2 separate regions of the Mus musculus genome follow, and region 2 is linked to region 1. Evidence: chromatin loops called from intact Hi-C (ENCODE). Cell type or tissue: left cerebral cortex. All regions are shown on one strand. Links, peaks and the distances in the headings refer to the core of each region. The heading gives the core; the rest is flanking DNA. Region 1 overlaps Glis3 (GLIS family zinc finger 3). Region 2 overlaps Glis3 (GLIS family zinc finger 3).

Evidence for each region. A loop is a pair of places that touch in the nucleus more often than their neighbours do. Peaks named below come from ENCODE experiments on the same cell type or tissue, not always from the same donor. Only the 100,000 strongest peaks of a DNase experiment are listed, where the experiment ranks them.
Region 2: a loop joins it to region 1, with 2.1 times the contacts of the local background. A loop is called at or near these places in 2 of 42 quality-filtered maps.

Annotation. Positions count from the first base shown.
Region 1 is chr19:28,564,892-28,580,397 of GRCm38, forward strand. The region is part of intron 2 of Glis3 (GLIS family zinc finger 3); the gene reads right to left. Among named protein-coding and RNA genes, the nearest start is that of D930032P07Rik, 110 kb to the right of the region's middle. In left cerebral cortex, for the core only: no CTCF peak of the experiment used is centred there; DNase peaks (open chromatin) are centred at 8,820, 9,740 and 12,304; H3K27ac peaks cover 821 bases.
Region 2 is chr19:28,494,119-28,509,624 of GRCm38, forward strand. The region is part of intron 4 of Glis3 (GLIS family zinc finger 3); the gene reads right to left. Among named protein-coding and RNA genes, the nearest start is that of Gm35866, 140 kb to the left of the region's middle. In left cerebral cortex, for the core only: no CTCF peak of the experiment used is centred there; DNase peaks (open chromatin) are centred at 8,675 and 9,007; H3K27ac peaks cover 244 bases.

The DNA of each region.
Region 1 (15,506 bases), core at 5,050-13,049:
GAAGGCATGCTTGTTTGTTCATTCATTCATCTATTTATTCAGGATCTAACTGCCTGGTAAACTAAATCAAGAGAACTGTAGCACAAACTGGTGAAGAATAAAATATCATTTTTAAAAAAAGGTTCTGAAGAAACTAAAGGGTAGATGGTGGTAGGGATGATCACAATGATGATATTGAAAGCAACGCATGAGAATGCACATCTACCTGAGTCTTTCTATAGAAAAGACTAAGTGACTTATTGTTCATTCAGTAGCCTTGAGTACAACTCACTGGTATTCAGCAATGTACAGAAACCTATGCCATACACACACCCTTGTAGGAACACAGACAGACAGTGCTTCAAGCGCAGTAAGAAATAGATAAGAACGTTCATCACTGAACAAATTCCTATGCAAACCTGACCTTTTATAAGACCAGTTTCTACCGGACAACATACTTTGGAAGTACAACACATATAGCTGGCCTACAGCTCTTTTCGAAAAACTCTTCCCCAGTAGTCTATATTGTCATCTTGCAGAACTACAACTACATCACAGTACTTACTTGTAGAGTCTGACCAGCCAGCAACAGCCCCGGGCAAACAGCAACTGTTCTCTCCTTTCACTCTCCAGTAAAAACATTACCACGAAGAAGACAGAAGTTTGGGTACTTGGTCAGGCGGGCTCTGCAGAAGAGGCCAGAAAACTTGCCCCAGCAAAGTCACTGAGTCCCATTTGATCTGTGATTATGGGCTGAATAAATTTGGCCAAATCACTTCAACCAGCACGGTAACATAGAATGGTGAGATAGAATGAACTAGCTAGCTCCTGGCCCTGTGAAAACCCAATGTTCAACAAATGCTAATTTCCCTCCACCCCTCCAATTCACATCTGAAAAACCTTAAACTCTTATAACCTAAGAAAACTACCTTGAAACTAGAATTAGTGATAAAAACAATTACAAGGGTTCTTCTATGAGAAACAGATGTATCCCTGCCCCCACGAGACTCTGAATTCCAAATGTAATGAACCAGGAAGAAAGATTAGATACAATGTATACAACTTCTTTGTTTTACAGACATTAAAGCTCAAATCCACAGAGGTAAAGTGACTGCCCAGCCAAGCAATATCACAGTCAGTCCATGCACAAAAAAAGTTGCTGGCACACAAGTGAACCTGCTTTCTTCTGTATCCTGCTACCTTTATTGGCTATAAATTAAGAGTGAGGCTTACTAGGGTAAACACTTTGGAGGCATATAAAAATATCTTTCACCATCAAAACAGTGAAGAGAACATGGTAGGACCTACCTAGTGAGCAGTGGGTTTAGAAGTGTTCCTGAAAGGTAGAGAGCTGGATGAAAGGAGGGTTGACCAGAGAGCAGTGGACAGGACAGGAGAAACAATGCAATGGTAGAGATGCCACATTTTAGCTGTGCCTAAAGATCAATCCATTTAAAAGTGCAAGTGAGATCTGAAAACTGTCCCAGAAAGGTATCTCTCTCTGCCTTTTGTCTTCACAGGCAAAGCACTCAAAATCCTTCCTTCCCACAGATAAGACAGGTGCTCTGCCTCTGCAGAAGCAAAGAGGGCTGGAGACTGCTGAGCCTCAGTCACATTTTACACAAAGAGATGGGGGGGGGGGGGAGAATTTGCCCATGTTCTTAAACCTGAAGTTGGAGAAGAACCGTGATTAACCACAGGTTTCAATAGAACAGGGCAGGCTTGCATCTCTGCCAAATGTAAATGTGCCATGAAGCCAGCATAGGGGTTACTCTGGAACAGCAAGCCCCTTGCAAAGAAGAGGAGAAAAGGTTTCATTTGAGCATATCAAGCTTGACAGAAGAGTTTTTTTAAAAAGATTTCCATCTCAAAGGAAGTTTACAAGTAGTGGGTGAGGCTAGGGGCTCTTCTTTCCTGGCATTGTAAGAACAGCAGAACAATCATCCAATTAGCAGTTATGGGCTGAGGGAATTCCTTTGCATTGTGGCCTTACTTTCTTTGTCTTTTGCTCTAAAGAAAAGCTCTGCCTTCAGGGGTCTGGAATAATGGAAGGGATCCTCGCTGTGTCAATGAGTTTGGATGGAGCCCCTGGCACGGAGACTTCACTTCGCCTGGTAATATAGCATCAGAAGCAACTGTCCCTAGTTAACCCGCTCTTATTCTCTCCAGCAGGAGCAGCCCTGGGGGAGACAGAAAATGGGCGTCTGGAGTGAAGACACTCAGGCCTTCTTATGCCAAATGCTTGCTCACAGGCCTAGAAAAATTAAAAATATCACATAACCAATATTGAACTCCATTCAACAACTACTTGGGAGAGGCCCAGTTCACATGGGTCTTTCAAACCCTCCCAAAAACTTTATCTCTCCCAGACAAGCCACAAGTAACACATTTCTCCACAGCCATCAGAGCCTCTAACAGTCAGACTTAGGAAGCTGGTGACCATCGTTCTTCCTGTATCCCTCAACCATGAAGGACACAGTAACCCTGAGAAAGCAGAAATGTAGCCCAGTCACAGGAAGTACTTTCTAGAAATCAGAAGGGATGGAGGACTCTTTGTGAAGCACAGAGCTGTTATCTTTGGAAGAGATCAAGGAGGACCAGGTGCTCAGCATACAGCAAATGATTCAGGATGGAGAAGAGGGAGATGTCTAGTCTCCCTACGTAATGTGAAATGGGGGTGGTATAAACTTAACTTCTCTAAATCATACAGACAAAGAAGTAAATGAGTTACCAAATCCCTCCCAGCTTAAACATGTCTAAATAAACACTGCATTTACTCTTCTCATCAAATTAAATTTCAAAAGTGCTATAAAAGAAAATTAAATTTAATATGATGACAAGACATAACATACGTGACATACACAGTAAGTTTCTTATATACAATCTATTATAAACATCAAAAATATAATTCAAAAAATCCAAATTCCCAATAACAGCATGTAATATAAAGAATGCTTCACTGTCTCCATGAAGATATAAATATAGATACATACATGTTCCTAGGAATGAAAAATAAATATAGCAAAGAATGTTGATGCTTCTAACTACTTTATAGTTTACTGTAGTTTCATCTTCTGCATTATTGATACTTTATTGGAGGGAGGTACACTGGGTGGCAGAGGACGTTGAGAAGGACCGGTTAAACTTATTACAGAGCAGATTCGAAAGATCATGACCTCAGATATATAATAATTAGCACATGAGGTCATTATAAACTAATAAGGAAAGGGATCAATAAAAAGTGAAAGGGCAACCTGTGACACAGCTGAGTGGGAAAGGAATGTTGATTTTCCATTTGCGTTATAAATGTTTCTGATGATCTGCTGCTGAGGTAGAAAGCCATTTTGTAACTTGGCATTCTCAAAGCAATAACATTGCTTTCTATGGCTCTCGGAATTGAATGGTCTGTGTGGAGTCTCCTAGGGCAGTGCAGTCAGATGTACCTGAAGGCTGGATGGATATCTAAAGCCACTCCCCTCCATGCTGCCAAGGATGCTAGCTGTCAGCACTGGGCTCAGCTGGAGCCACAGTGGGAGCACAGGGCCATGGCTCATGACTTGGGCATCTCACAGAATGGTGGCCATTCCAAGAGGTGGAAAGCGGAGCCTTTCATATCAGTTAAGGACCACGCCATTGGGGCTTGAGAGATGGAAGTGGGAAGCAGGAAGTGAGCAGCAGGGCTGGGTGTAAAGCCTTTGCTGTACCAACATTGAGATCTGACCTCAGAGCCCCAGCACCCATCTAAAAACTGGACGCGACCACTGAGAAAGCAGAGACATGTGAGTTTGGGGGACTCACTGAACAGCCAGTGGAGCTAAAACACTGAGTTTCTGATCCCATGAGAAATCCTGTTTCAACAGGTAAAATGAAGAGGGATGGAGAAAGATGTCTAATGTTGTCCTTTGTCCTCCACATATGCAAGTATGGATGAGTATGCTTATACACACACACACACACACACACACACACACACACACACACACACACGAGGGGGGGAGGGGGAGGGGGAGGGGGAGGGGGAGGGGAAGAGGGAGAGGGAGAGGGAGAGGGAGAGGGAGAGGGAGAGGGAGAGGGAGAGGGAGAGGGAGAGGGAGAGGGAGCAAGCCAAGCTCACTTCTGCTTTGTTACTGGCCACACAAGTCTCAAGACCCACCAAGGTTCAGAAGGCAAGACAAACAGACTCTTTTCTTGGCTGTGGAATAGCACAGGGAGTGGGGAGCCATGGCTTCTGGCATCACTGGCAAACACAACCCCAGGAAAATAAAAGGCAAAATATTAAAAGCAAAATACAAAGCAACAAAAACAGAGATGCATTTGAATTTTTATTTCCTTTGCGATACAGTGACAAAATAAACACTATTACTATAAAAAAATATGTTGGCTTAATCAGGGTGACAAACAGAATTAAAAAGCTAACATAAGACTGGGAAATTAAGTAGAATTGTATATAAAAGCAATGAAGAGTTTTTATAAATCAGAACTATCGACAAGAATTTGAGGCTTAAACAGTTCCTAAAAGAAGGACCCAAGAGATGAGACAAAAATAGACAACATTATGCCTGCAGGTTGAGCTGACAGTGTAATGTGTGATATAAACCTATTGGGAAGGAAATTCTTAGCATGATAAAGGGTATTTAGAATATTCATTCGGCTCTGTAATCTATCTTGAAGAAATAAATGAAGGCTTACACCATCACTTAAGTGCTACTTACAATGATATAATTTTAATTTCTAAGAGTCCTTGATTAAATAAGCTGTGACTTCAGTACAATGCACGTGTTGGAAATTCTTCTGAACTTCAATTTTTATTTTTAAAAAGAACACTGAAGTACACACAAATTTATAACACATTATAAGGATAAGGAATATGAAACTTTAATAGAGTAAAATCAAAATGTATACCCACATATCCGCAGTCTAAAACTATTAATGACTCTTATCTCCCTATCTATGATGCACTAACAGGTCACTTTATTTTATTCTATATTCAATATTATAAAAGCTTTTACAGTAAACATGCAGACATTGATTTTTAAGGGGAAAATGCTATTTAAAGAAAAGAAAAACCAATGTAATATAAAGTAAGAGACTAACAAGGTCACATGCTATCGAGTCACTGCCAAAAGATTAAAAGCAAGAGAAGCACAGCCCTGCAGCCGGTGACCTGGGAGTCACTGACCCATCCCATGGCCCGTTCATCAGCAGCCAAGTCACTTTCCCAGGCACCCATCCCAGTCATGGCATAGATTCCTATGCAGTTGTGCAGTGGTAAAGCTGCCAGCTTTCTTCTCCCCAGATCAATAATTCACCCATTTGTTTTCAGTGCTGAGCCTTTTTATTTTGCTTCATTATTGTTGATGATGATTTGGTTTTTTTAGGCAGTCTTGCTACACAGCCCCATCTGACCTGGATTCACCAGGAAGTCCAGCTTGGCCTGGATCTCTCAGTCCCCCTACCTTAACCCCAGTGCCAGGATTATACTCACTTTCTACCATGCCCTGTTTTCAAATACAGTATGTATTGGGGGGGGATTCAAACAACAAGACATCAGCCACTAGCAATCTGTTAACTAAGGTTTCTTGGGCTTGCAGCTCTTAATTAGCTATAATAGCTGCTGTTTCTTCAGAAGGTTCCTCGCCCCTTGCCTTTCAAAGCATGCTGAACAACTTGTGAAAACATCAACTCAGGCTGCTGGGACTCAAGTTTCTGAGCCATGGATGGGGTAGAAGCTAAGCACCTGTGTCCACACGTCCCCAAACAATATGGACTAGCCCTTCTGAAAACCACTATTCCAGATCATTGTTCCCTACTCCTCACATTAGAAATGTATTCTTTTGCTTCTATAATTTTTGTCATGTATATTTTTCCCATATATGGAAGTCAGAAGACAATTTGCTGGAGCCAGTGTGTTCCTTCTGCCACAGGTATTCCAGAGATGAAACTCGGGTCATAAGGCCCGGGCCAGCAAATGCCTTCACCCTCGAGCCATCTCACCAGACTAAGTAGTAGACTACTAGCAATAATAATTGTTAATAACAATAATAATGGATAGCCTAAGTAAACTTCAGAATCTATCACTTCCGTTTAAGATGGAGCAATACATTCAAAAAGCAAGCCCAGCTAGTGTAGGCATGGTATCATACACCAGTAATCTTAGCACTAAAGAAGCTGAGGCAGGAAGATGGCATGTCACAGACCAGCTAGTTTAGTAGACCCTGTTTCAAATGAATAGAGACACAAGCCCAGCATCGTATTTTTAAAATGACCATTTATGCTGTAATTCTCAGCCAGTTTTCTTGATTGACAAGCCTGACATCCTTCAGCAACTATAAAGACGCGCTTCACTCTGGTCCCAGGCGAGGAAATAAATTCTTCTCAACATTCCTAGGGAAGGAGTCCTCCCTCCCCTCCTCTCCTCCCCTCTTTTGTCCTCTCCTCAATCTTTAATGGAGTCTCAGTCCTCCCCAATGAGACCTCTCCTTCCCACGCCTATTCCTCTTTTATTTCTCTCAACATCTTAAGTAGCATATTAGGCCCACCTTGAAAACAAGGTGAACTTGATAGAGTGAGGCATCCTGGGTCATGCCTATATAAGGAGCGTGTGACTGCTGTGTAAGAGGCCTGGATTAGATACAGGGAAATGGGAAGCAAAAAGCCTTCAGCTGAGAAGTGACTGGAACACAGTGGCTTCAGGAGTAAGCAGGTAATATGGCTGAAAAGTAAGTTCAGACCTGAATTTTATGACCATAAAACCTTCAACCCCCCGGGAAATGAGCTGAAATACCTTCTTTTGAGCTTTACTTAGCATCTGTCCGTGTTAAGAAGAGCCCTACACACTGTGGCTGTGGGTCAGCTTCCTTCAGCCTGGACACGCCCATTGTCATCTTGAAGGAAATCTGCTTATCACCACCATGAGACTTTATGAAACCATGCTCCTTAACAAGGGAGCAGAGGCTGAACAAAGCCACAAACCTTCCCTTCAAGACCCTCACAAGGGCCCTCTAGCCATCCTGAGCATGGCAAACATGGCCTTGGTAGGCCTTTCCCTTCCCTGCTATTTCCTAGGCCTTGCCAAAAACCGTTAGATTGAATTCCTAAAGCTAGCTACCAAGGTCGATCCTCTTATTTGGCCACTTCCTGCTGCTTTAGGTTGTTCCTCTCCTCCCCATGTCTAGCTAGCAAAGTACTGAAGTCCAACAATCAAAAGCCACTTTTGGCTTATCCAAATTAACATGCTCAAATAAAATTAAGTATTTCATCCTAACACAGCGTTTCCTCTTTTAACTTTATAAACCACCATTTGCCTGTAGGCCATGTCTATTTGCTCTCTATCGAGAAGCACTCCTTTCCCCACATCTAAGGACAAAACTCCTTCCCTGTCTCCCTTGATCCCTTGCCCTTCTACTCCATCCTCTATCTCCTGTCTTTGTCTCTTATTCCTTGTTTGTTTGGGTTTTTTTGTCCCTCTAGAACAAATAAATCTCGTTTGTGTTGACAACTTGGTCTTGGGGTGTCTGGTGACAAATCCTGGTCCCTTCAGGTCCTCTTCTCCCCAACATTATGCAAGAGGAAACAATTCACAGGAAGCAGGAGCCTCTGGTGGTACAACTCTTTGTCAGCCGCCATACTGTGGATGGGATCCTGCAGCAGTTTAATCGGCTGTACAGTGACAAACTTCCTAATAGCCCACCCTTTGAGTCACCCATGATCACTACTACCTCAATAAACTCTTTTGGTCATCAAAATGGATTGGTACATTGTGGTAGTTTGAATATGTTTCGACCAAGGAGTGGCACTATTAGGAGGTGTGGCCTTGTTGCAGTGGGTGTGGCCTTGTTGCAGTGGGTGTGGCCTTGTTGCAGTGGGTGTGGCCTTGTTGGAAGAAGTGTGTCACTGTGGGGTGGGCTTTGAGACACTTCTCCTAGCCAGATGGGTACTAGTTCTCTCCTGTCTGCCTTTGGAACAAGATGTAGAACTTTTGGCTCCTCCAGTCCTGTGTCTGCCTGGATGCTGCCATGCTCTCACCTTGACAACAATGGACTAAACCTATGAACCTGTAAGCCAGACCTAATAAAATGTTGTCCTTATAAGAGTTACCTTGGCCATATGGTGATATCCTAAAATGCCCTTATCTATGAAAAGGGCCCTGAACGTTTTTGAGAGAGGACAGAAGCAATTTTTTAGGAAAGAGAAATAACAGGATGGAAGTCTACCAAGTATCTGAGACAAACAAGGAGCTGAGCATGGCTCATTGGTTAAGAGTACTTACTGCTCCTATAGAGGACTACTCTAATTCCCAGCGACCACATGGGGTGGCACATCACCATTATCTGTAACTCCAGATCCAGAGGGCATCTGATGCCACCGTCTGGCCTCCATAGCCATCTGCCTTCATATGCACAAACCCACGTAACTACGAATAAAGATTTTCATGTATTTGAGACAAACCACCTCCCTCCAACATGGACATAACTTTTCTATAGAAGGTCCTAAAATCTGTCCTCTGCTTTAGCTTGTACACTCTTCCACAGCCATTCCCAGAGTTCAGGGTCAGAGCCAATAAGAGCCAATAGCATCAACTTCATCAAGTAATTTACTGGACATGCAAATTCTCAGGCCCCACCCCAAGCCTCCTAAATCAGAACTTCTGGAGATAGAGACATCATCATGTAAATGTTTTCAGGCCCCTGCAGATGACTGATGCACAACCAAGCTTGCTTGCAAAGTTTTGCTCAAACATCTTTTTGCAGATCTTGCGCCTCTGCTCCTCCCACACACTACAGGCTTTCGTGCCTTGTCAATTGTCTCCATTTTAAGTGAGTATTTGTCTTACATACCTGCAGGATTCTAAATCTCTTACAGAAAGGTAAATGCGCAGTACCCATGACTGAGCAGGGAGACACTGACTTAGGTGGTGAATGCCAATGTCAACGGCCCTATTTACTTAAGTCACCTGCCTCACAAGCTGGCATGGCTTGCCTTCAAAGCAGGCCTGGGTGTTGCATGACTCCTGCATTCTCAGAGTCCTTTGCAGAGCATGTTTCTGTATGCCCTAGTTTCAGATGAAAAGGGTTTACATGAGAATCCCTGCTGTACAAAAAACAAAAAACAGTCACATGGGTGTCTTTTAGCATCCTGCATCTCTCTCTTTGGGGAAAGGGAGAGGGGAAGTTGGGAAGATGAATATTTTTTAGAACCAGGGAATGATTTACCGCTGAATGAAACAGCATAAAAACTTAAATTGAATGTGTGAAAAGAATATGCTGTTTTTACTCTTCTGAACTCTACTGAATGGTAACCTATGAGTCCCACAGAGTTTGACCTAACGATCCTAGGCACATTCACAGGAATCTAAATGGCTGCTTCTTCCTGTAGTTCACACATTGCAGGAGGCTTTACCATCGTTTTGCCAAAGCCTCTATAAGGAGGGAGCATGTTATCAAAGATGTCAGTGTAACCAGGCACGATTGATAAGCACACAGCCCACATCACATATGTATTCTGGGAGCCTTTATCTGCACTTAATTAGTTTAGCTCTTGCTTTCATGGTTCATTTAGACACCTCATGCTTCATTAAGTATCAATAAATTTTATCCTTTAAAAAAAAAACCTTTTCAGTAGAAATATGAAGTGTCTCTTCAAGTGATAATCTTGTTAATGGGTGTGTATATTGCAAGTGTGTCTCTCAGGACTGACAAACCCCAACTGCCACGGCTGCAGTACCCTGAAGTAATATGCAAATCGTATTCTATAGTTTAACATGCATGCCTCATCCACACATATTTTCTTACAGTAGAACAGGGAAAAAGCCTTTCTTTTCTCTTCCAAAAACGATGCATCTTTTAGGTTTCTATTTTTGTTTTGTCAAGAATGCTACTTATGTTTCATAAGCTTCTTTTCTCCATTGCATCAATTCCAAACTCCTTCTTATTGGGAAGACAGAAACTTTAAGCAACTTCCCACAGCATAAAGTACAGTTTTCAATCATTGAGTGTTCTTTGCTTGATCAATCTGTCCAAAATGGGCAGTGGTCAGTTACTGCGATCTGACCCTCTACCCTACCAGAGTTATTTGGACCAGACACACGTTGTTCTAGATATGGAGGTTGGAGCAATGAGAAAGAGCATTAGCACAGGAGCTGGACCGCCAACTTCTCGTGACTTCTGGGGCATGCATTTCTCCATTCTGTGAAGATGACTTTACCCTGTGTAGCTGCCAAAGTCTGTCACTTAGTCCTGAAACTCACACAGTCATTCATTCTTTTTTTTTTTTTCCATTTTTTATTAGGTATTTAACTCATTTACATTTCCAATGCTATACCAAAAGTCCCCCATATCCACCCACCCCCACTCCCCTGCCCACCCACTCCCCCTTTTTGGCCCTGGTATTCCCCTGTACTGGGGCATATAAAGTTTGCAAGTCCAATGGGCCTCTCTTTCCAGTGATGGCCGACTAGGCCATCTTTTGATATATATGCAGCTAGAGTCAAGAGCTCCGGGGTACTGGTTAGCTCATAATGTTGTTCCACCTATAGGGTTGCAGATCCCTTTAGCTCCTTGGCTACTTTCTCTAGCTCCTCCATTGGGAGCCCTATGATCCATCCATTAGCTGACTGTGAGCATCCACTTCTGTGTTTGCTGGGCCCCGGCATAGTCTCACAAGAGACAGCTACATCTGCGTCCTTTCAATAAAATCTTGCTAGTGTATGCAATGGTGTCAGCGTTTGGATGCTGATTATGGGGTGGATCCCTGGCTATGGCAGTCTCTACATGGTCCATCCTTTCATCTCAGCTCCAAACTCCGTCTCTGTAACTCCTTCCATGGGTGTTTTGTTCCCAAATCTAAGGAGGGGCATAGTGTCCACACTTCAGTCTTCATTCTCCTTGAGTTTCATGTGTTTAGCAAATTATATCTTATATCTTGGGTATCCTAGGTCATTCTTTCTTTCATTCGCCCATTCATTCACTCACTTAAAACTGTATTGCTGAGGATAAAAACTCCTCCACTGGCACTTCCATACAGTATAGTATAGACAGAGTGCTCAATAAAACACGGAATGAACACGGGAGAAAGGTCATTCGAAGCGAAGGTACCTTCCATAAAGGCAATGCCATAAGCAAGTTGAACAATGGCTGTAGATTGACAGGTAAGACTTGTGGTTCACAAGCCGAACTAAAAATAGTGAGAAACAAAAACAGCTGTGAGAGAATTGGAGGGAGGAAGGAAAGAGTCTCAAAAATGAAAACCAGTTAAGAATAAAGACCACACAGATAAACTGAATGAACAAGAAGTCCCAAGATGGTAGGTGGGAGCACTGTTGCTGGATAGATCTGCCTAACTATACAAAAGAGTCTCACAGAAAGAAGGGCTTGAGACTCACCTGAGTTCATAGCTCTTGCACATAGTTCCACACCTAGTGCATAGTCCACAATATGGGTTTAGTGAAAGATCTCAGGGGACCAACTCCCAGAGACAGGAATGACAGATACACTGGAGATGCTCATATCCTTTTGTATAATTTGTCTTTTTCTCGGTCCCCAATTTTAATATCACACTTTATCCATTCTATACAGAGATAACTCACTGGAGCCCCTCACATGCTAGAGAAGGCTTTTCCATCTGCTTTTACAGCAGAGCTAATAAATTGTGTGGTGAGGGCGTCCATGTGTTTTCACTGGTCCTTGAGTGGCTAACAGTGAAATGTGTGTAGGGGGCAAGAAGCAGCTCAGAGCATAAGCAGGAAGGGTCTCAAAAGGCAGCGCAGGCCTGCCTCAGTGTTCATGTAAAATGTCCTTCAACTCAGCCAACAGTGGATAACCAGGAATGAGCACTAATATTCATAATTGGGTTATCGCTGTCATCGTCAACTCTACTCACAAAGTAATATAAATGAACTCTCACAGTGAACTTTATTATCATGATGGATGAGGAGAAAGCGTAAGAAGGGACAGCCTGTTAGGAATACTTTCATTTTTATGCTGAAGCACATTCCAGTGCTTCCAAATCCGGCCTATCTGCTTTGCCTGTGGTAAACAAGAGGCAAATTTTGAATAATGGATGAATGATGTCTGCTTCCATTTCCTCTAAATAACGTTTGGTGATAAAGAAGACCTCACCAGGTTGGCTCTGACAGGCCTCAAGACCACCTCGCCAGGTTGGCTCTGGCAGGCTTGGAGTCCATTATAAATGCACACAGCCAGGGTGACTACATTGGATATGTGTGGGAAACACAAGCTCGCTGGGCTTATGCACACCAGTAAAAATTCCAAAGGGGTCTGATGCCAGGAAAATGCCTTATTTTGTCAGAAAGTACATCTCCCACACAGCAGCAGGTCTGCCATAGCTTGAGCCACATGTTAAAAACAAAGCGAAGTGACACGCGATACGGGCCTCACTGCCTGATGACAGAATTCACGAGCTGTCTTCGCTCCGAGCTTTTCTGGAACAAACCGAGTCCGCACAGCCCGAGCCTGCTTGACGGTTGTGCCTTATTATGAACAAGTTTTGCTTTCTGCAAAGCCCTTACCTAAAGCATCTCAGGTGGCTGAGACTTGTTTCTTACTAGGATTTTAAGATTTACCTCACTTATAAAAGTCTAAAATTCTAAAGAACTTGGTACCTTCAAGTCTACTATACAGCTAAGCTAATACTCATCTATAGGTATTTTTTTTAATTTCTGAAATCAAGCAGGTACCATCACAAGTGTATTTAATCAACTGGGCCCATCTCCTCACAACCACTGTGTGGTAACTAGGATTCTGTATCTGGGACCCTGGTTACCCACGAGATACTGATTTTATGAAAGTCAAACATTAAAATATTGTAAGCATCTTTTGGGGGGGTGTTTTTTTTGAGACAGGGTTTCTCTGTGTAGTCCTGGCTGTCCTGGAACTCACTTTGCAGACCAGGCTGGCCTTGAACTCAGAAATTCGCCTGCCTCTGCCTCCCAAGTGCTGAGATCAAAGGCATGCGCCACCACACCCGGCAATTATAAGCATCTTTCATCCAATTCTGTCTCATTGACTTCTGACACTTGTTCTGAACATACACCAATTGAAAAGAGCTTTTCTGTACCACAGAACAAGGATCCAAGAGGACACTGGGCGTCCCTTCATCCTTTCCCTGTGTTTTCCTGTCCACCTGCCTTTCTCCCTGACATCCAACCTGACTAAAGCAAGGTATCTTTCTTGCTGCACTGTGTTGATGTTCTGAGGCTAACCTAACAAAGGTAGCCCAGAGCGGGCAACTACAGGCAATAGAACTTCACCTCCCTCAGAGCTCCAGAACTCCTAACTCCTTGGGTTTGCTGGTTGTTTTCTCTCAGAAGGCAGTAAGAGGGTATCCTGCTTGTCTCATCCTAGCATCTGGAGGCAGCTGGCTTGCTTGCTCCTTCCATCACAACAACTCTCCAGTCTCTCCCTCTGTCATCACATCAGCTCCCATCCAATGTCTTCTGTAGTCAAATGGCTTTCTTATGGATGTGCCTGGATCCAAACACCCCTCATTTTTATAATAACAACCATCACTGGATTAAGTCACATCCCAATTCGGTATGATGACATCTTTTAATCTAACAATATGACAAAGACTATTTGAAAAGACAATCACATTCTGAAATTTTAGGTAAGTGTGAATCTGAGGGATGGTGGGACTCTTCATGGTCAACCTAAATATGAGCACATCTTTTCAATGCCACCATTTCAAAGGACTCTGAAAAAAAAATCTTCCAGTGAAATACCCAAAGAAAGAACTCTGAGGACAAGTGTATAACTCAAAGAAGTAAACTAACAGGAGACCTATCAGACAGGAGTTCTAATCACAGAGGACTGAGCTATTAACTGTTATGCCAGTTGCCCAAAGATTTTGCCAGGTAAATGTACCTACACAGTGACATCAAAATAGTTTTCCTGAACTAATCTCTTCTCTGGATCCAGATGTGGAAGTGGAAAGCCTCTACCCAGTGTTCGCCATCCAGATTGGGTTAGATATAGTAACATCTGTGTAACGTGTTAGAGACCCTGTACACACAATGTCATTATCTTGATGAGAAAAAAGAATGAAGTCTTCAAATGTACAGCAGTTCTTTCCAGATTAGACAGGGGGGCTAACATGTAAATGCAGGTATGCTTAGGTCTTGGATCCGAATCTGTTGTCTCGTTTTGAGAGCACACACACCCCTCAAAAGCGATTTCATTTATCCACTTTCTCATTCAGTTGTATGTTAGAACTATAAAATATCTTAGCTATCATCCAAAAATAAAAGCTTGTTTAATAAACGAACATGCCAGAAATGATGAGTGACCATGCCCAGGATGACAGGGATAGATGGACAAGCTGGAGATAAAGCCACCAACTCTTGGGTTTTGAATTCAACTTGGTAACATCTAACCATGCTGATTTCTACCTTCACGGTTAACCTGTATTCCAGAGCCAGTGTGGGATGCTGAAAGCCAGATGCACAGATTCCAATCTAGGTCTATCACTGACACTTGTAAGCCAGTCATTTGGGAGCTTAGTTAGCCTCCATGTTCACCATGCACAGTTAGAAATCTCCCCAATCATATCGATGCACAGTGCCTAGGCTCTTACAGAACTGTTGAGAAAATTAAATACACCCAGAACAGAAACTCAGCAAGTTAGCTTGTAGTGATTTTGGGATGATTAAATCACCACCATCATCATCATCATCAAAATATGAAGACAAAGGCTTTCATCACCATCCATGTGTGTTAGCCTTATTAGTTGTAAATCCCCAGTCAGCTGTTTAACAGTATAGCAATTTCCTGGCCCTTCATAATAATTAAATTTAAACTTATTTCATAATCTTCTTTACATCCATCTAATCCTCATGCCTTCCTCTAAACACAAATGCACAAAGCTCTACTTTCTGGTTTTAATTTCCCTGAGTGTGTGAGTTCACATTTAACTGCCTTCATCCAGCGATGGTGGGTCGATTAGTGTCCTTAAATCTAGTGATGTTAGCAGCCTAACCCTGACAAATCCTTGTTCTCGGCTCTCGTGACTTACCGCCCAGACCCTCAGGAAGGCAAACCCTGGGAAAATCATACAAACAGACCCAAATATTTGAAATCAGCATTGTGCTTCCATGCTTACGCCACTCTGAAAGCTTAGAGCATGTCTCTTTCGGTTTTATTCTTTCATTAGCCCAAGGCTTGCTAATTAATTGGAATTTCCCAGAGCTTTTGTTGCCGTGACAAAGGCAAACAGCGCAGAAGCTCATTTCTTCCTGTTGAAGAGGGCCCATCCACCCTCCAAGAGGGCAGTAGACGGGATAAGGGGAGGATTAAGTCGACTTTGAAAGGGTCAGACTCTGTGAGTTCCTGGCCCCCTCTCCCCACCACAGCTGTCTTCATCTTCTCCAATACTGATTAATGAGAAGTGACGTCTCAGCCTTGGTGTTTACTCCTCCAAGAGAGAGGCTGATTCTCAGGCATTATGCGTGATCTAAAATTAGATGGCGAAGAACAGCCTATGAGTAAGGAACAAATAATACTGGGAAGAAAAGA
Region 2 (15,506 bases), core at 4,990-12,989, 71 kb before region 1:
AAGGTCATCTTTCTCATCATCTTAGATTCTTCACACACAGAACTCAAGTTCCCATTGAAGAGATCAGCTCGGTACCACAGAGGTAGAGACGGCCCACAGTGTCCAAATTTCTCCAATAAATTTATCTGCCGACACAAACTCTATGATAAAGAGACAAAAGATTTAGAATTTCTCATCAGACAAGTGACTCATATTGAATGAATATGTTCATTGATAGAAGCAAGCATGTAAAAGACCTCGATGGGATTGGGGGGAGAGAGAGATGGTTCAGAGCTCTACATCACCAGGTGCTCTTCCAAGAGCAGCAGGGTTTGGTTCTATGGACCCACATGGTCCCATAATCAGCTCAAACTCCAATTCCAGGGTGCCTGAGACAGTCTACTGATTCCCTCTTGCAGACACGAGGCACACACATGGTGCACACACATACATGCAGGCAAAACACTCATACACATAAAAACAAAAATGAAGAAAATTTAAATGTTCAGAATAAATCATACATAACACACACACCAGAAAAGCACAAAGAATTTGGTGGTTATACTTAGTATTTTGACTGGACTGCTGTTCGGCTCGATATATACACACATCCAAACTCATCAAAGTGTATACATTCTATATGTGTGTACGTTTTATATGTATTTTATATGTATGTGTATGTATATATTTCACATATATGTATGTGAAAATAGAATATATTCAATTGGGATTTCTATCTACCTAAGACTGAGAAATGGGTTTTAATATTGGATTTATATTCAAACAACTTTGTTCCTAATAGCTGGTAACTGGAAACACATGTGCTTCAAGAAGACTATCCGTCAACAGAAAGGGTTGAGCTACTTAAAGCATGTTCTTTTTCTGGGGAAAAAAAGGCTGGGAATAAAAGTTACATGCTGAATTATGTTATTTACATACAACTCTGAAAAGGGCAAACCTAATCTAATACAGTTCAGAGGACTGGGTGTCAAGGGCCAGAAACGGCGAGCAACAGACTGCAAAAGCCACAGGATGCTTTCTGAGGTGGTGGGGACGATTTGTGCTGACGAGGGTAGAAGTTTCACAACTGATCAAATTGTGAGGGGTTTTATACTTAAAATGGCTATTTTTCTACTTTAAGCTATAGGCTAACAACTAGATCAAATAATTCATTTTAAATAGGAAGGGGTTGGGGCAAAAACTTGAATGTTGAGATCTATGAGAACCATTGGGGTTGCCATAGGGAAAAATATAATGATTCCGAATGATTGTAAATTTAGTATGGAATGATGCGGTCGCAACAGAGAAAGACCATAAAACAGTGCATCTGACGTTATTTTCTGAGAACTGTGGTTTTTGTACTGACAGTGACTTAGATCATGTACCAGTGACACCACACTTACAGCTACGGTGTATACAGCATTCTGCCTCTGTGACCATACCTATGTTTCTATAGGCAACTGCACTGAGAACCAAATTATTTTTTCTTTGCTAGAAAAGAAGAGTTTTACAGTTAAGAAAACTGTGAGCTATTTTGAAAGTAAAAGAAAAAAAAAATCAAGTCAACCCATAGTGTCTCCACCTGAAAATAGTCACCACACAGTAGACACTTGGTACTTATCATTTTTGTATTTAAATATGGAAATGCACTATAAAGCTGAAAAATGCTGTGGATGCCATTTCATAACCCGTCTTCGTAACCTAAAAGCAGGACACGATTTTCTTCTTGTATTGTCACCTCGTCTTCTTCACCTTCATTTATAGTACCTGCTGACTAGTCTCCATTCAAAACCAAGATCCTATACTTGAACATTCCCATGTTTTAGGAAATTATCAGAAATTCTGAAATTAATAATCTTGTGGCTCAATGTCTATGCAAACCATGAAAAATTCATAAGGATAAATTCCTAGAAGTCTAATTGCCAAGACAGAAAGTATGCATAGCCTTAACGTTTCCAGGGGATCCTGACAAACTGAGAACCGTATCTAGAAAGGATTCTGACAGGCTGGCAGGTGTCCAACAGATGACAACCAAGCAGTGCACACATGTCCTCATGGCAGGTTGAAGGGGCTGACTAGACCCAGCCTGAAGCAAAGAAAGCTCGGTAAAGAAAGAGGAGTTGCTCTCCCAGGAAGAGACTGGCATTTTGTACTCGCCTGCTTGCCTCTCATTTAAAACAGATCCGACAACAGCACAAAACACCTTGGGGAAAGGCTAGTTCCTGCGCTGGCTATCCGCCCATCTCTGCTTCACCAGCACGCCTCTGTGCTGTGGGGTGTGATGACAGAAACTGCCAAACAATTCCCCTTCCCCAGTAGGCTATCAGGGTCTACTGTCTCCTCAGATGAGTACTAGAGCTCTACATGCTAACTGAAGGAGAGGAAGGGAGTGTTGGGGCGAAACTGAAGAAACCTTCTAAGCCCTCTGAGGGCTTTGCTCACGCCAACTTCATGTCAATAACGATTCTTCTCGGTGGCAACACGGGCCTTCATTTTGCCATTTCTCCAGTATTCCAAAACCCAAGCTCTTCAGCCATGGGTCCTGATACAATGTCTTCCCTTTGTTTCTAGCTCAAGAGGTTATGGCTGCTTCCTGGAGCTCCTGGCCGAGAAAAGTCTTCACTCCTTGCCAGTGGCTCCTTGGCATCTTCACGGTTAAAATGGCTAGTGTGAAACAGCCTCTTCATGACTCCCCACTGGCAGCCCCTTAATTGGTAGGGTTGGGGAAACTGAGAGAGAATTATCACTAAGACACTGTACAGGAAACCCTCGGACTGAAGGGAAGTTGAGCCATATAGGCCCTCATGCCCAATGTAGCATGTGAATATGAGAAGCAGCAGGGTGCAGACTTAAATGTGGCTATGAAGCATCCCCAGCAGCCCCGTGTGATCCTATCCCACATCCTTCTACAGCATCTTGTTACTGCTCCCCTTTCCTTGTCCCATACTCTGAAGGAATATCAAGCACATTCGAGGTCCCTTCAAATCTGTGCATTCAAACTTCTTGTGGCACAGAGATCTAGTATAATCTAAATCACCTCAAGCAAATCAGAAGACACCTGAGGCCCAAGATTCACATGCCATTCCTATCCTGAGATCTGGTCACCACACAAGGCCAGGCAGAAGGAAACCCCATCATCACTTTGGTAGTGTCTTTCGGGCCAGCCCTTCCTCTTCTTTCAAAGGCTTCTTCTATCTTGGCTATAAAAGGGCTATGGTAGCTTAAAGTTTGGCAAAGAAGTTTTGACTGCGGGCTATACTTAGTCTCACAAAGCTACTAAGAATGGGCTTAGCTTCTTTATAATTCAGGGAAGGGACTGGAAAAATAGAAGGAAGCTGTACTTTGACATGAGCCCCACCCACCTTTTTTTCCTAGAAAAACTACCAAGCTCTTTGAAAGAAAAAAAAAAGTTAAAAGAAAAAGGGAAAAGTTAAAAAAAAAAAACCCACTTGGCTTTGAAAAGTCTGCTCAGCAGTTAAGAGCCCAACACCCATGTCAGGCAGCTCACAACCACCCATACCTCCAGCTCTAGGGGATCAGATGCCGCTTTCGGCATTGAGGATACCTGCCTACATGTGGCACACCGTCACAGCTGTACACACATACACATCACTGAAAAAGATACATCTTTATAACCATTTCCTTCCTTTTATGAAAACTACAACTTTATCTCTTCAAGTAGCCAAGTTTCTGCAAAAACTGAACTTTGTAGCATGCAACAGCTTCCTGAAGATGACATTTCCCAGCAAATGAGGGTCACCCGCACTCCTGTTTCACAGTGGCTTGCTTCTAGCTTGTCCTCTTCTATGGTCCTCTGAAACAGGCCCATGCTGCATGTGAGGCAGAGTCCAGATATTAAATCTCTGCTGACAATGTAAATTGCAAGTGCATTCCTCTTTGTATCGTCTCAACAGCTGCCAACAAAAGGTGGTGAACGGGAAGTTTAATAGAACTATTCTTTCTTCAGAGAGGAAAAGTAGAATTTGACTTGCTTAATAACCCTGATCAAAGCCAAATTAGGAGAAAAGACTGCCTAAGACATGTCACTCGCACATGCTGTGGGAGAGACACAGTCTTCCCAAACTCCTACAGCATCTGCAAATAGCAAAGAAAGCAAAGAGGAGACCACACATCAGGGAACATCTGCAAAGCAGGCGGAACTGCTGGACGGGTGAGATTTTCTCACCACCTATTTAGTGAAGGGCCTCACATCAATGGTGTTCCAGGCTGTTTCAAGATCCTCCCATTCTGTCCCTCTGCCTTTGGGACCCTGTTAAATGTCCAAGCCAGCAACGACATGTACCCTCAAGTGCACGCTTGGAAAAGCCCACCCTGTGTAACCAGAAAACTATAATTAAAATGTTAGCCTCAGCTTGCAGAAATAGCACGCTTGTGCTCTTCCAAAAGACCTAAGTTCTATCCCCAGTACCCACATCGGACACTTCATAACTGCCTCTCATTCCAGTTCCATGGGATCAAATGCCCTCTTCTGGCCTCCATGGGCACCTGTATTTGTATGTCATCACTCACAAAGATGCTTACATAGAGACACATAAGCACAATTTTTACAGAAATTCAAAATCAGGAAGAACTTCATTTTTTCTTTTGAAAGAAATAATAATAATAGTAATTATAATAAAGCACTTCAAAATGCTTCATAAATACTCAAAGCTCCCATCCCATCAGAGAAATTCAATGAAATATGGCTGGAAACAAAAAGAAAGTGAGGACAGAATACTCTTTTGAAAGAACGCAGAAAGGAAGGTACTGAAAGCTATTTTACAAAGAGAAGACACTGAACACTCTCCTGAAAGACAGAAGACACCCATAAGCATTTAGGAAATCTACGGATTATCCATTTGGACAATACTATCAAAGAACTGTCTTCAGGATTCTGCCTGCTTGCGAATCCCAGTCAGTGTGCCTATACTGGGCCATTGTAAGGCTTGGCCTTGTGGTTGGAGTAGAACGGTGTTGGTACAATTGTAAATCATTCCTCCATCCATGTGCTGGATGCTTCATGTGTTATCATATCCCTCTTCTTTGTCCCCAGGGGGAGTATTCCCTGAGCACCAGAGTTCTGTGTCAGACGCTGTTCTGAGCAGTTAGACACAGGTAGAAACCAGGATCTAGTATTGAAAGTGTTCGACTTAGCATTAAAATACACAGGGAACAAAGTCATTCTAAAGGGAAGCAAGCTCGCCTGCTCACTCTTAGCCATCAGCATGACCTACCCGAAATGTTGATACTTTGTTTTTCATGGGCTTTCAGTCCATACTGGTGACTTCAAATGTTACATTAAAATACTATTTACCTTAGTGACTGAACCTTTAAGCACCCTGTTCCTGGACCTGACCCTGACTGGTAAGTGGTTGGAGTCTGTCAGAGTTGCCAAATGGAAGAAGTCTAAAGACATTAAGGTTGTGTAACAGATATCAAGACTGAGAAGAGGTGAAGGGACAAACAGCGGCTTTTTCAACAGAAAAAAAAAAGCCTCTGAGGCTGTTTTTAATGATTCATTAATACAAGCTCTACCGTCCATTCACCCCTGAAGAAAAACACCATCCAAAATGGCTCCTGCTAGCCACTGTCCTCCACGGTGTCAGTTTTCTGAGGCACAGATTTTCTACACTGGCTGGCTGGCCTTTTTCCATGTAAGTTACAGTCTGCTCCACAATTTTAGGGACCATGAACTGTGTGCTTAGCTCTTTGTGGATTAACCAGCAAGCACCCTATGTAATGCAGGACAGTTGCTAAGATCCCAGCGTTGAGACCCAGAACACCACGGGCAGATAGACCTGGCGCAAAGACACTGCACTTAAATATTAAGCATCTGTTTCCTCTCTCCCTGACCCATTCAACCCCAGCTGCCCTGTTGAACAGACAACTAACTATCAGCGGAGTGGGGCAGGGGTGGGGCACAGTCAGCCAGGTGTGTAATCAATGAGACTACATTTCCCATCTGCCTTTGCACCTATCTTTGGCTGAATGCCTGAGTTCTGGGCAAAGGGCTTGGAGCAAAGGGGCTTATTTGTGGGAGAACACTAGAAACAAACTAGTATTGCATTGTGATTGTGTTTAGCCGTTGCATAAGAAGCAGTAGGTTGATCCTGTGGTAGCAACACACCTGTTGTGACAAAGACACTTTCCCAAGTAGACCAGCAATCTTGCTGTCCCTGATGGATCTCTAAATCAACAGCAGCAAGCTACATGATTTCCCACTTGGGGCTCTTATGTATGAGTGTCTCTACCGCAGATACCAACAAAATAACTGATAACGAATAGCTCTTCTCTTAAACTCTCAACTTGAAAATGAAGGCACAATATTCCTAGAAACTGCCGTTAATTATGATCAGCAAATAGAATGATTCACACGTCTTCAGTGCTACTTCATGTGCATAATCAGCTAATAATCTAAACATCAACAAGAACCCAAAGACAGAGGACGCCTCGGAACGGGAGCTCCAGATGCGTACTCGAGTTTTCCTCCGGAAGATTTTTCTAATACATGCTGGTGTCTGAGGATATGTTTGTGCTCCGTGCACATCACAGTTGACATCCTGTCAAAACCAAGGGAAATAATTGCATCCCTGAGTAAGGGTATCATGCAGGCAGCAGTTTCAACGTGGTACGGCTTATCCGTGCCGATTTACTAACATCTCACTGTATACAGCCATGTGTGCTAGGAAGAAAACTTCTAGGTTCCTACCAAGATTCGGGCATAAAAACAAAATCGGTTACATCCCCAGTTCCACAGCCAGGAGAACAAAGGCAAAGGCATGAGGTGCAAACCTGCGCTTCTTCCCCTTAGAAATAAACGTTTAAAGAAATCAAAATCCTAAACGCTACATCTTTTTTTTTTTTTTTTGAGGTGGGGTGGGCAAGACATACGCCAGTTTGCTCAAGTCTTGAGGGAGAAGGAAAACAACCTATCTTATGAGATTATTAAGCTAACACTTCAGCAAGCCGCGGGCATGCTACTCATTTATTATACAAAACTGAGATCTCTGACAGTCCATAATTATGTGCTGCGAACTCTAATGAATAACTCGGCATCAGAAGGACTCACGAACTTTGATCAGTGTCCCGAGAGGCAGTGGGTCAAGATGAACCTTGAAATCTGATTAGCATCACCCATCCCTGTCCTGCATTCCAAAAAGACTATTTTTTGCCGCTCCTGACTCTTCACTTGGCTATTTCAAAGCATAATTCTGTCAGACATCTGAGAGCAATTAAAACAATATTAGTATTCACTTTCGAAACAGACTGAGGATGGAATATGCATGATTTCCTTCTTGTTTCACAACACCTCATTTGGCTCCTAAGCCCATGGTCATATTTTTAAAAAAAGTCCCATTTTAGAACCAGTACTGTATCCGATGAGTTATGGGCTGTAATTTGTAACTCATCCTCTGCAAAATGCCTATGTTTTCCTATAAAACACCAAGGTCTCAAGTAATGCTGTGTATAAGCTGAGTTATCTATATACCTTTTCCTCTGTTGCCCATTATTTTAAGACATAGGATTCAGAGTAAACTCTGATTTAATTGAAAATGGATCATTCAGAAAGGAATAGAACCATGATAGAACCATGCGCTTTTGATTCAAGGCATGCATGTGTGTGTGCATGCATGTTTTCTGTGTGTAAAACACATGTTCGTAGTTCTAAATGTCATTAAGCAGCAATGGCAAAAACGTGCCATTGCTGCAGTCCTTGCTGCACTCAAGGCAGACATTACTAAGCGATACTCTACTATTAACCAAGGCTAATATCTACAATCCTGTCATATGCCTTCAGCTGCTACAGGAAACATGGGTTTAAAATCATTTCAGAAACCCTATGTCCAGCCCTGAGTTTGACTTAGTATTAATGAATGTTTGAAATAGGTAAAGATATTAGGGTTCATGTTGTTCAACTGAAGTAAGGAAACTGAGAAATGACAGCATCCACACGATTTTTAAAGGCCACACAGACAAACGCCAGGATTTCTTTCTTTGAAATCTACATTCATTTTTCTTGGTATGATTTGTGTCACTGAAGATACATGCAAGGTTTAAGGGAAAAGGAGCTCAGAGAATTAGCTGGTGTGTTTTACAAGCCAACTCACCCCCAAACAAATGCTAAAAGGGGGGAAAAGAGCCATAAAACTCACTCCCTGTGAACTTGTGCAAGGTCAGTGTGAAGGTCACAGGATCTTGCCACACGCACCATTTTGTTTTATCAACACTGTCTGATTTCACTTGCTGATTCATGCAGTAACCACAGCGCGCGCGCGCACACACACACACACACACAGACACACACACACACACACACACACACACACACACACACACACACACAGACAGAGAGAGACAGAGACAGAGAGAAACCCTTTCTAGGGGATGACGGTGCCCATATCTGACCACTCTAGATTTGTTTCTGCTGCAGGAGATCTCCCGGCTCCCCCGAGGCTCACAGAGGATCATTCTGAGCCAGACATCCAGGGTTCGGGGTCCAGTTACTATGTACACGTACAAAATACAATGGTCCCTCCAGTAGGTTGAGCTTAATAAAACGTGAGTGCTTTTAGTCATTAGCATTAAGATAGACAGAGAGACAGAGTGGGGACATATTCCAGTAGTAAAGCATTTGCCTTATATATGGAAAGTCCCCATCATCACAAGAACAAACACCCACAGAACAATCCAAAGTTGTTTAAGAAGAAAGAAAAATCAACTACAAAGTCTTCCAAACCCAGCAGCTCATCACATACACACACTAGAGAGAGAGAGAGACCTTTCTAGACTCCCCTGAAATTTCAAGCTCTCCTAGATATTTTTTCTCTAACTTGAAGAACCCTTAATAGAAATTGGGAGGGGGGTGGAAAGGTAGGGCCAACTGCTAGTGCTCTGATACAGAAGCCTCCAGCAGGTTCTCGGTGGCAGAGGAAAAGAGCCACAGGAAAGGACTTCACCCAAGCAGACGAGGAGGAGCAGCTGGGGAGGAGGTGGAAGTGGGTGACAGAGATAGGGAGCCAGAAACAGAGCTGTGAGGAAGAAGGGGAAAAAAAGGCTGAGCATCGAAGGGTGGTGGTTAAAATAACTCATGGTAACAGAGTGCTCTTTGTTAGCATACACTGCTCTTTGTTATCACACATTACGGAACGTTATAAACAACAGAAGCCGTACGGCGAAGCTGTACAGCAAGCTCTGAGCGCCGGTGACCTAACAAGCTCTCTGGCTCCTTCCTCCTGCACAGCCACGCTGTTTACAGAACACCACGGTAGGACTGTGGCTGCTAACTGGTACATCCCTGTCCACTCAGAGCAACGGTCCGTGATGCTTGGCACCATGTCCTCTACAGAAGCCTTCTCCATTCCTCCTACCCATGTTAACATCAGAGGAGGCAGGCAGGCCTGGGCCCATCTGTGATGGGGAGCATCACATTCTATAAGCAAAGAGATGCAAACCTTTATGGAACCTAGTTCTGAGGAAGTCCAAGGAAAATGATATGGGGTGGATTTATATTCAACAGAAATGAGAGGACAGCTTGCTAGGGAAGGCAGGGGACAGACCATGTTCCGTGGCAGAATGTCCCTGGAGGTGGCTCCACCGAGCTTTCCCATCTCCCTACCTTGACTCCTCCTTTCAGGCTTCAGACTATCAGCATCCTCTTGCCTCCTGGGGCCTATTCAGCATCACACTAATCAGCAACCCAGGGGTGAATTCACCAAACAGGTAACTTGAAGAGAGGTCTCACCAACTCTCTTTCTTTTCACTATCTGCCTCAGAGCCAAGAGTGAGAGTCGGTGTTCCCCGACTTTCCTTGGGACTCCACTCTGCCATTAACTTCCTGCCAAAGTCTTTTCTCCATAGAAATCAAGGCTACTTCTCAAGCCTAACGTCAACAAACTAACACCACGGTAGCTACCCAGCTACAGAAGTGCTCAGCCACGGAGGAGGAGGCACTCCCGTGTTCAGTTCTGGCCACACTCACAAGTTCACTTGACTCCTGTCATTCCGGTACTCTGGAATCACTTCGGCATTCTGATGGCTTTGAAACTGACCAGTTTAACTGCTGACTTCTCTGTCATGTTCTCGTATCACTTCCTAGGCTTCAGTTTGGGAATACTCTGTTCCTCTGGACTGCCGGCTCTTTCAGCAGTAGAGCGTTTGTCTAAACTCAGCTGTCCCTGCTCAGCAGGTCCACAATACCTGAGGTGGAGGGTGTCTTCATCTTCAGAGCCTGCCCATTGCCTTCGTATGCTCACTCAGGCTTGCCTGCTTCTACTGCACGCAGCCCTTTCTGTACCCTGGCCAGCTGCTAAAATAGCAGCTGTCCTAGACGATGGCAGCTTCTCTGTCCCAGCCTTCACGTGGCGTTAAGAACTTTCCTTCCCTGAGACAACTGCACTATGTGCCCCTACTATGTCTGTATTACATCATCTACTTCCCTCCACCCTTTTTTATGGCATCTAACCTTTATAGGATCATAAGATTACTGTCTCTAAATGTGTGCCTGCATCTCTAGACATTTATCCATCACTGAATAGATCCTATTCAAGCATACATTTTCTTTTTTGTCAAGTTTACTTATTTGTTGTATGTATATGAGTACACTGTAGCTGTACAGATGGTTGTGAGCCATCATGTGGTTGCTGGGAACTGAACTCAGGACCTCTGCTCGCTCCGACCCCCCTCACTCCAGCCCAAAGTTTTATTTATTATTATGTGTAAGTACACTGTAGCTATCTTCAGACACACCAGAAGAGGGCATCAGGTCTCATTACGGATGGTTGTGAGCCACCATGTGGTTGCTGGGATTTGAACTCAGGACCTTTGGAAAAGAAGTCAGTGCTCTTAACCACTGAGCCTTCTCTCCAGTCCCTTCAAACATGCATTTCCCACTCTCTATCTGAGTACAGAGCTCTTTGAGCCCAGGACTCACCCTGCCTCTATCCTTGGTCTTGTTAAAGAAGCTTCACAATGGGCCAAGCCTCAGCTACACTCTCTGTGCTGTGCCTCCAACTGCATACAGGACAGCAGTCCGCCCCTCCCTCCCGAGTTACCAAAGCAAACTTCCCTAATCCCCACTGTCTCAGGGAACAGGTAATACTAACTTTCATATTGTACTGGGAGTTCTCCAAGGTCAAGATTCCACTGTGGGCACAAATCACCAGAATCTAACATGGCACAAATGCAGAATGCCTTTCTCATTGAATTAAACTGAAATTGGTGAAATTGCAAAAAGATCTTTTAGAATTAAATCCTTAGTAATCAACTAGATGAAGGGAGTTCTCGGCAAGTGAATGTCTTATTTTCAATGCACATCTTTTTGTGGGGTTGTGGATTTCTTTCCCCACGTGTCCTGTTGAGTGAAAAAAGGAGAGGGCTGGGCAGTTTGTGCCTGGATTTGAGGGATCGTGAACTCTGCACCATCCCTGCATAAAGCTATCTCCTTTTGATCTCAACCCCCACAAAACGTTACAGACTAACCAACCGTGGACTATCTGGGAGGAGTCTCACACTGGGTCACGTCTCCCTCCATCAGGGATCCCAGCTCATCCCCATGGCCTCCACAAACTGACAGCCATCTCCTGCCATTTAACAGATGTGGTTTTCCTAAGAAATGGCAGCATTTAAAATGAGGAAAATCCACAATTATATTTATTTGAAGCCAATAAACCAAGTTGATGAAGAAATCTAAAATACTAATAGGTAAAAAAGATAACTAGATTTACCGTGGCTCCACTGAATGCCGAGGCAGTCTTTTTCTCTCTTATTTAGAATATGGATAAATATATTTTTTTTTACTTCCCAACTTACATTAGCAAAACATAGTTTGAGTGAAATCTCTGAATATATGTGCATCTGAAATGCATGCAGGGCCACGACTGCCTGACCAAAAAGTTTCTGAGGTGAAACACAAAATGGAAAATGGATTCTGAAAGGCCAGCCTTTCGTGGGAAAATAATCAACAATTTCCTGGCAGACTGAAAGTCCAGTTTCTCTGGACCATTAAGTAGCCTGTCTGAAAGGCCTTGCTTCAGAGAAGAGCAAACAGGGCAGGGTGTAGGTTTAAAATCTATTCGTATAAACAGGGACATTAAAGCTGGACAACTGGACATTACAGATGGCACAGTGACCACAGCAGAGAGGCTGAGGATTGCTGTTGAGTACGGGGACAGCTTGGGTTACAGGTGAGTCACGGGCAGCTTGAGACACTATAAGAAAGAAAAGAAGAAAAAAAAAGGAGTAAGTGACTAGGTAGGACAAGACATGGGAGGAGAGGGGGAAGAGGGAAAAAAGATAGAAGGGAAAATGGGGAGGAAAAGATGAGACTAAAACAAAAATACAAGCTGGCAAGATGGCTCAGTGGGTAAGAGCACTGACTGCTCTTCTGAAGGTCCTGAATTCAAATCCCTCAAAGATGCATCCCTTAGTCATGTCAGATCAAGCTGACTGGAAAGCCTCGGCAGTATTTCAATATGCCTGGGTGTTTACTTTATAAAGTCCCATTCCCCTAACTGGAGAATTCTAGGCCACGTTAACTCAATAATTTGTTATTCACTAAACTATCCTGTAGGGTATTCCTTATTTCATTCATTATTTCTGCCAACATCTGGGCTCTTGGTTAGATATAAGTGTTCCAATAAACAACTCTATGCAACCTAAAATTCCAACCTAAAATCCCAACTTACAACACCAGATGATGACCAGGAAACAATGGAGAAGAATGTGGGAGGAAAAAAAGTGGGCTGAGAAACAGGAAAGGTGTGATGGTTTGGATCTTTAATATCTTTCAAAGGCCCACATGCAGAAGGCTAGCTGTCAATCTGGGGTGCTGGTGGGAGAAGGTGCGAATGTTGGCAGGTAGGGCCTAGTACAAGCAAGTCTGACCACTGGAAACTTGTCCCTGAGAGGGATATTGACATGCTGGTCTTTTCCTGTTTTACTTCCCATGCAAGATGAGATCAACCTGTGTCACACCGTCCCCGCCATGACGACCGCTTCCACAGACCCAATGGAAGTGGAGCCAACTGACCATGGCCTGAACCCTCTAAACTGAGGAGGCAAACTAAGTCTAATTTGTCACAGTGATAGGAAACTAATCCAAGATAGGCCATCAGATTCTTAAAGGGGTGAGTGCGACACGGAGTCAGTCAAGCTAGGTCAAGAGCAGCCGCTAGGTTTTATGGGATTCAAGGGAGAGGATTACCGGATCGTGGGTCACACAATAGGGGAATGGGAAAGGTTGAGATTTGAGAAAGAGACTTAATGGAACATAATCTTTCTCTACCAACAACCCTGTTCTCTTGAAGACAGCCATTCTCTCCTCTGCTTTTCCTCATCCTTGATGGTAAGAGAGTCAACAAAAGCTCCCCTTCACACTCAACTATCTATCTATGCTACAGCTAACCTGAGCTAACCCTCAAGCGGCCCACACAAAAGGAAAGAGGTACTGATGGGCCAGAGAGCTCTCATTCCCAGTTCAGCGACAGAGAGCTTCATTAGCTCCTCTAACCCCAGCAACAACTCCACAGGGCAGCCACTGCCATCGCCTCTCCTCAGCCTAAGACCGGACGCTTCAAGAGTGAAGTAGTGTTCTCGGTATCAACAAAACCAAACCTAACCAGCTCCGCATCTGACTCTTCTGCTTGATGTATTTCATAGCCACCAACCCAGGCTGAACAGCAATTCTCCATCTTCTTATGATTTTTGTCTGTAACAATGATATATCTGAAAGCAAAGCAGTAAAATGTTTTAAAGAAAATTATGGAAGAAAAACAAAAGGTAAGTCTGTTGATTAAAGGATCAGATAGACTGTTCCTTAATACTTTCTCTGAATCATCAAAAGTAACTTAAAATCTGTATTTTTACATAAAACTAAAATAATCAGATGATTTTCTGTTAATTAACTCTATTTAGATGGAGGTAAATATACGTGTTTGGTTCCTCTTCCCTACCAGCTGTTAGAGACATAGACAGAATCACTCCCACACCTAGTCCAAAAATAGTTTCAACTGAAAGGCCATTTGTATCATTAACTCATACACATACAAAGTTAACACATTCATTCTATGAATAATTCTGGGACTCAAGTTCTCAATGGCTCTTTCTTTAATTCAGTAACCATTTTTGAACAGTGGGGCTTGGCTCTGGAAATTGACTCTTATTTAAAGTTGGTGGATAAGGGTAAGCTAAAAAAAAAAAATCACCTTTTCTCTGCAGTTATTTTCAGAGAGAGGCTCTTCCCTCCCCAAGTTTAGAAAAGTTATATGTGATATGATCTAGTCCTCCAAGCATAAGCTGTAGGGATGAGGGAAGCAAGAGAGCTTGTGAACTAACCTGGACAATGAAACGAAGAGTGGAGTTAGAGAGAAGATACTCCCACCCACTCAAGACTTCTTAAAACTGTCACCACAGCCCTTTCGAGGCAGGGGCAACCTGCTGAATTTCCTGCCACCTGGTGCTGCCTGAATAGAAGGGTGTCTCTTCCAGAAGTTAAGGCACTAAAGGGAAAATTCTTCCAGAACTGAGAGGTGGGTAGTCCTGTTGAGTGAAAACAGTCATGCTGATAGGACATCTGTCCTGGAAGAAGGAACAGAGGAAATTCCAGTCTCCAGGAAACCCTGAGTCCGAATGGAAGTGGGATAACCTGATATCATATCTTCATACTCCATCAAAGGCAGTATGGCCACCTCCACTAGCTTCCCCTTTCTAGTGGGACTTTTTGTTGGAAGCATTTGTCGCAGGTGTGTGCTATGCTGCTGGTGGTGGATGTGAAGTACCATGCATGATCAATGCCATCAATATGATCTTCTCTTTGTGTACTGACTGTAGTCAACATGAGCATTTTATCAGGACGGTGTCCCAGGAACCCAATGGGGCCTGATTACAGCATACACTAAATCCCAGCAATCAGACCTACTACTCAACCAAGGGAGACACACATGCATACTTCCAAGCTGTGAGGCTTTCGTGTACACGTCACGCCTGACCTCGCTTCTGTTCCAGTGGCCTACTTGGGTGTTTGCTGCATCATCCTTACTGGTTTGTATGTGTCAGAAATAGTGCCTAACTCTTGAAAAGCAGGGGTCTCGGCACCACACCTGAAAGGCCCGTGGATCCTCCCATCCAAGAGGGCTCTGAATAATTAAAGAGCAGTTTCTTCAGGTCAGAAACATGATCATAAACTCAAATGTCGTTCTCTCAGACCTCCGTTTCTCACTGATACTAAGGAGGACCCCATACTCAAAACACAGTACGCGCTTTTGCTCCGATGCTAATTCCTTTATGCAAGTCTGGGTAATGATTGCCTTTAAAACTCTGCAGTTACACAGAGCACCGCCATTTCCCTGACCTTGGGATATTCCTAATGACCTGTCCCTCTGTGACAAGAATGACTAACGGGGACAAAGAGGGGCTCACTGGGAATAATGAATGGAAGGATGGAAGATAAAAGACAGAGGAGGAACACTACTCACACTCTCCATGAGCAAGATCAATATGCAGAGTGATAGACATGTAACACATCACTGCAT